Regions from separate parts of the Mus musculus genome. Here region 2 is linked to region 1. A link is a loop called in an ENCODE intact Hi-C map of the cell type or tissue named here. Cell type or tissue: left cerebral cortex. All regions are shown on one strand. Links, peaks and the distances in the headings refer to the core of each region. The heading gives the core; the rest is flanking DNA. Region 1 overlaps Nrg4 (neuregulin 4). Region 2 overlaps Tmem266 (transmembrane protein 266).

Region 1 (2,909 bases), core at 141-2,640:
AAGGCTGCAAATATGCTTTTCAATTCTATGTATAACCTTTTTGTTCTTTAAGTATGATATATTTTATGCACAAAATTTTAATTTTTAATTATTCTGTTTAGATCTATTTTTTGATCCCTAAATATTTGGTAACACTCCACAAAATCATTGAAAAATTCATTATCCTGATTTCCCAAAAGTTGTATAGTTTTTTAAGCTACTATTGTTAAATTTTTGAGTTAATTTTCATAATGGTATTACTTAAGGTTCCAACTCCAGCATTTCTTGAAGATTGTCTCTTCCTTATTGAAAATAGTCTTGGTACTTTTGTCAAAAATTATTCATGATACAGATGTTGCTTATCTAAGGATTCCTGTTCCATCAGCTTAACCTGGTGCAAGAGTCACTCTGTTCTGCAACCAGATGACGTATCCTAGGTTAATATTCCAGATTGATTTGGCTATTCCAAGTCCCCTGAGATTGGATCTGAACTTTAGGGTGCATTTTTCTGTCCAGAAAATAAAAAACTGCACTGTGATGTGGTGGTTTGGATAGGGATTACAGTGACTCTGTAGATTGCTCTAGGTAGTGCTAACATTTAAATTTTCCAGCCCATCATCATGGATGTGTCCCATCATTTCTATGGCAGTCCCAGGATCTCACTCTTCTTGATGCTCTACTGTTTGATTGTTCATCGTTCACATACAGAAATGACGCTGGTTTCCTGTGTTGACCTTGCACCCTGCTACTGTAAGTAGTTAGTTTATTGGTTCTGAAAGTCTTTTGTGGAATCTTTACTTTTCTGGGTATAAGATCATATAATTTATGAACAGATAATTTTACTTCTTTCCAGCTTGATGCCTTTCCTTTTACTTGCTTAGTGGCTCTAGCCATGTTGCCTAGCAACAGTGCATCTGGCGCTTTCTCTACTTCTCCAGTGGGTGTGATTTCACTGTGGGCATTTTCATGGTGGCTTTTACGTTGAGGTAATTTCCCTCTACTTCTAATTCATTATTTTTAATAACAAAAGGATGGTTTTTACCAAATGTCTTTCCTTGACAACACGAATGTTGGATTGGGCAGTGGCTTGTATCTCTATCCCACAATTTCTTCATGCTGGGTTCATCTGTTCCTGTTTATACTTTTCTGATTCCAGCTTTTAGCTTTCTTCCTCATTGTCCCTCTCTGAAAGCTCCTGGTGAGGAGGTCTTTTGTTAGTCTTTTCTCTTAAGGGGTTGGGGTTTGTCTCTTCACATTTCCTTCCTTTTTGTAGACACAGATTCTGTCCTTTACCATGTTCCTGTGGGTGTACTGAAGTCTCTAGTAAGTTGTGCCAGCTTATGTTGCTTCTTTTTTGATTATCTGTGTTTGAACTCTCAAATGCATGCTATGGCATGTGTGCAGAGGTCAAAGGGCAACTTTCATTAGTCAGCTCTCTTCTTCCAGTGTGTGGGCGGTGGATATCAAACTTACCCTGTGTCTGGGGGGCAAGCACACCTTCATCTGTTGAGTCATCTTGCTGGTATTTATCTTTGAATAGAACTCATTTCTCTGTGCCTTTGTATGCCTGTTTGTTGGATGACCCAGGTGGCACTTCAGCAAAAATAAAGACAGACCTTTTAATATCTTAAAGCTTAGGCCTTAGCTAGGCAGACTTTCAATTAGTTCATGTAAGTTATCTCAACCATCTAGCCCCGTCCTATCACATGGCTAGCTATCCCTTCCAAACCCATAGTCACCTCTGTATCCTCTCTCCCCCTTTCTTTTTCCCAGAGTCCCTACCAGGAAGCCCCACCTTCCACTTCCTGTCCAGCCACTGGCTGCCAGCCTTTATTCTACAAAAAGCTACATTCCGGTCAGCAGCAGGACAACGCCTGATCCACCCCTTTGGCTCAGAAGAGGGCCACAAAATCTCCTTTAAGGAGGTTTTTAACATGATAATCTCAGAGACTCTTTTGGGCAGGTGAGGAAGGACAAGCATTCACACATAGAAAGCTGGTAATGGGCTGTTAAGAGGACAATACCTTCTATTCCAGCAGCATTCAGTTCTCTGCCACATTAAGCAATTAACGAAGGATTAGAACAGTGGCACACCTGAATTACACCGTGAATGCAGGCCGCCTGTACTTTTCTGTACAGGTAATGGTTCTGGATATCTATACCTCGGCTTCAAGGTTCCACTTCCACTTTCCTTGGATCAAGGGAGTGAAAATGCATTCTTGAGGCAACCCTTGTCTAACAAACCAGAGTCCCAGAAGCACTTTTCATTGTTCGTATACAGAGAAAGCAGCAATTGATAAGCCTTGTTGGTAGATCTAAGCCTTGCTTGAGATGACAGCTCAGTATGTGAGCATGCCTTCACTACTGTGCTCAAATCACTTTTTTTAAAAAAATGTGATTATTTTTTGCAGCTTCGTTAAGTATCAGCAGTTGGCATTTCTAGGCATTTGTTTTTTTGTGACAAACCAGCAATTACTTTTTTAATACCTGTATTTGATTTTATTTATAAAGTATCTATTGTCCTATTAGTACAAACCTTTGAACAATACAGAAATGTTACCTTGTAAGAACATCCTGCAACAAGTCCATGTTAACTTCTGCCTGTAACACAAGCTAGAAGCAGGCAGCCTGGGTCCACTGTGAGGGGCCAACAACACAGTGTAAAGAGACCCAGGATCCCTCTGTGATCCCCACCACAATGGAGTACTGACATCTCTGCAGTGTCCAAGGTGACCTGCCCATATTCCAAGCAATAAGAACAGAGCAAACAAAGGTCACGCCATTGTTGGGAAGGCAGGCATGAGTAAAGTGTGCAATGTAAACGTGGATACTGAGGGGCTGCTGCTTACACACCTCCCCCTCAGTCTGGGTTACTGTTAAGAGCCAGTTATATCCTTCATCCTCTTATCAACAGCAATAATTACAACACC
Region 2 (2,909 bases), core at 253-2,752, 170 kb before region 1:
AGTCCAATGAACTTGTCTCCTACAGTGAAGTCTGCTGGGATGCTGCTTCCTTCTGTAGTTAGAACCTTAGGAGAGGTCCACTCTCCCTGGGAAGGACTTTTAGCAATGGCGGGGGAGATCTCAAGGAGGAAGTGATGGTCAAGAAAGTTAAAGGCAGTGCCCATAGGTATCGGGAAGAAACACACAGACCTGCCTAGTTAGTACCAACATTCTCTTCAGGCCCAAAGGACACCAGGACATGGGCCAGGAACTGGCTTAGGGAGGAAGGGTTTCTCTTGCATGGTGGGCAGAGCTCACTAATCACCTAGCACCTGGGCAGATGCTGCTGGGGCAACCACTCCCCATGACAAGACCCATCTCCTGCCAAATCCCAAAGCATTGCAAAGCCAAGTCTACCTATCCTACTCTACTGCTGTGGCAGCTTAGCTGTGCCTGCCCAGAGCTTGGCATTCAGTCACCAGCTGCTCTCAGCCTGGGAGGAAATTCATGTTGGTCCCCGAGCTGCACAAGGAGATGGTATTTGTACCACAGCTGAGGTGAACCTCTTTTCTCCCAGTGACCCCACAGCACAGCAGTGACTTAAGAGACAAAGGAAGATACCTGCTGTAGGTAGATGACTCCAGGCAGAGAAGCCTGGAAGTGGGGGTTGGGATCAGCATCCAGGCCAGAGATTGCTGGAAAGTCCCAAGGTTTAAGCCATACCCCAGGTCCCTTATGAAGCCACCATTTCTGGGTTAGGCCCATGGTCTATAACTTCGTGAGGTGACTCCAAGGTGTGGACCATGGTTCTGCCTCTTCAGATGTGAGCACTCCTGGAGTTAGGGAAGCTAAATCGTCCCCAACACCCACTGAATTTGGGCCTGCATTTCAGGAGAACCCAGCTCAAGAGTGTTCTTGCAGGTGACAACTATTATGGAGGATGAACTGAGGGTGTATGTGGTGTGACAGAAGCTTGGGAGCAGGACAGAGAAGGTAACCAGGGCCACCAGGAAGGAGGCTTGCCTGTGCCTATGTTTTAACAAGAGAGACAGGGACGGGGCTGTACAACTCTAAAGTAACTTCCATCTGGGCTCCCTAGTGGGAATGGGAACCAGCGGTGAGGCAGAACCTGCAGGTTCCTGCCTGGCCCCAGGTTTAGAATTGGATCACTCCTTGTGAAATGCAAGTGACTCAGACATTCCAAGGAGAGTGTGTGTTCCCTCTCCGCGGAAAGGTATACTCCAAGAAGACGGTGTTTCCCGTTTTTATAACCCGGTTTGCGTGGTTAATAAAAGAACTGACTGGGCTGAAGCCCGGACACAGACTGGAAAATAACTTCTTTCAGGCAGCCTCAGCCCATCAAAGTCCCGGAGTGGTGTTATTCCTGAAGTTGCCACCAGAGGGCAGACGTGCCCCTATTTCCCAACATGTGCTACAAAAGCCAGGGGCAGCTCTGGGGAGGGCTTGGGCTGCCCAAATAGAGAATACCAACAGATGGGCCTGCTGGCAGGTGGTATTCCAGAGAAGTTCCGGCACCCCTCATGAGGCCTCAGAGGAGTCCGGGGGTGGAAAGCAGGTGAGCGCCGGTGCGGCTTCTGTTTTATATTCTTAGTTGTTTGGGGTAACAGTTTGAGAGAATAAATTCTAGAATATGAAAATGGAGTTTGGCAAATCCCCAAAGGCTCTTTTATGGGAGGTCAGGCCATAGGAGTGGCCTGGAAGGCAGGCAGGCAAGATCAGGTCAGGTAGTGGTCCCAAGCTTGACAAAGAAACAGCCTCATCTTAAAGGTGAAGTATGGACCAATCAGGGCCGGGCTTGCGTTGCTCCTTCAGGGCCAAGCCTCTTTCTCCCTACAACCCACTATGCACTCAGAGGAAACGTTGTCCTCCTGGTGTGAGCCTGTGGGGATGGTGGGGACTCTCCAGTTATCCTAAAAGGGTTCTTCACAGGCAATGAAGGTGGTTTCTCTAGTGTCCGGGACAGAAGACCTCGTTAGTTGCACATTTGGATTGTTGTCCATTAAGTTCCCAAAGAAAAGATCTGAGGGGAGGTCGGAATGAGTCTAGAAGTCTAGAGGTAGGGGCGACGGAGATGAAGATGAAGCCTGGAGCACCAGGCGTTTGCCCCCTGTCTGGCCTGCAGGGGGCTTCTCCCCCCCCCCCCCCCCGTGGCTCAGAAGATTCCTCGGAGCAAAGCTCTCCAATAATTGACAAAAACAATAACCATTTGCCACACACACCCCCCCCCCCCACGCCATAGACATAAAACTACAACTCTGCATTTAAGGTTTCAAGAGATGCAGAGACTCCTTGGCCCTCATGGAGACCCCCTGCCTAGCTTCTTAAACTTACTCTTAAGGGTCATTGTGCTTGTTAGTAGTTTTGTTAACCTAACCCAAGCTGGGGCCACCTTGAGAAAATGCCTCCATTATCCTGGCCTGTAGGCAAGTTTGGAGGGGCATCTTCTTGATTAACGAATGGCAGCCCACTATGGGTAGTGCTACCCCTGGACAGATGGTTCTGCCTTTAATCCTAGCCCTTGGGAGGCAGAAGCAGGTGTCTCTCTGCTAGATCAAGGCCAGCCTGGTCTACAGAGCTAGTTCTAGGACAGCCAGGGGTACACTGAGAAACCTTGCCTCCAAAACAAAACAAAACCAAACAAAAAAGCAGGCTGAGTGAGTTAAGAACAAGCCAGTTGGTGGCATTTCTCTGTGGCCCTGTTTCAGTTCCTGCCTCTATGTCCCTTCCTTGAGCTCCTGCTACAGCTTGTCTCGATTATGGACTCCAAACTGTAAGGTGTGATAAGCACTCTCCTCCCCACGCTGCTTTTGGTCACGGTGATCATAATAGCACTGGAAAACAAACTGGGACAGTCATGTGACTGAATGCCCCCTGAGATTCCCAGTAAACCTCTCTTTCCACTCTCAGAG

What was found. Peaks named below come from ENCODE experiments on the same cell type or tissue, not always from the same donor. Only the 100,000 strongest peaks of a DNase experiment are listed, where the experiment ranks them.
Region 2: a loop joins it to region 1, with 4 times the contacts of the local background. A loop is called at or near these places in 7 of 42 quality-filtered maps.

Annotation. Positions count from the first base shown.
Region 1 is chr9:55,224,436-55,227,344 of GRCm38, reverse strand. Nrg4 (neuregulin 4) reads left to right here. Exons shown (of 8, transcript NM_032002.2): 7 at 591-729. Among named protein-coding and RNA genes, the nearest start is that of Fbxo22, 17 kb to the right of the region's middle. In left cerebral cortex, for the core only: no CTCF peak of the experiment used is centred there; DNase peaks (open chromatin) are centred at 899 and 1,210; H3K27ac peaks cover 266 bases.
Region 2 is chr9:55,390,973-55,393,881 of GRCm38, reverse strand. The region is part of intron 3 of Tmem266 (transmembrane protein 266); the gene reads right to left. Among named protein-coding and RNA genes, the nearest start is that of Tmem266, 66 kb to the right of the region's middle. In left cerebral cortex, for the core only: a CTCF peak has its summit at 1,368 (motif pointing right); a DNase peak (open chromatin) is centred at 1,397.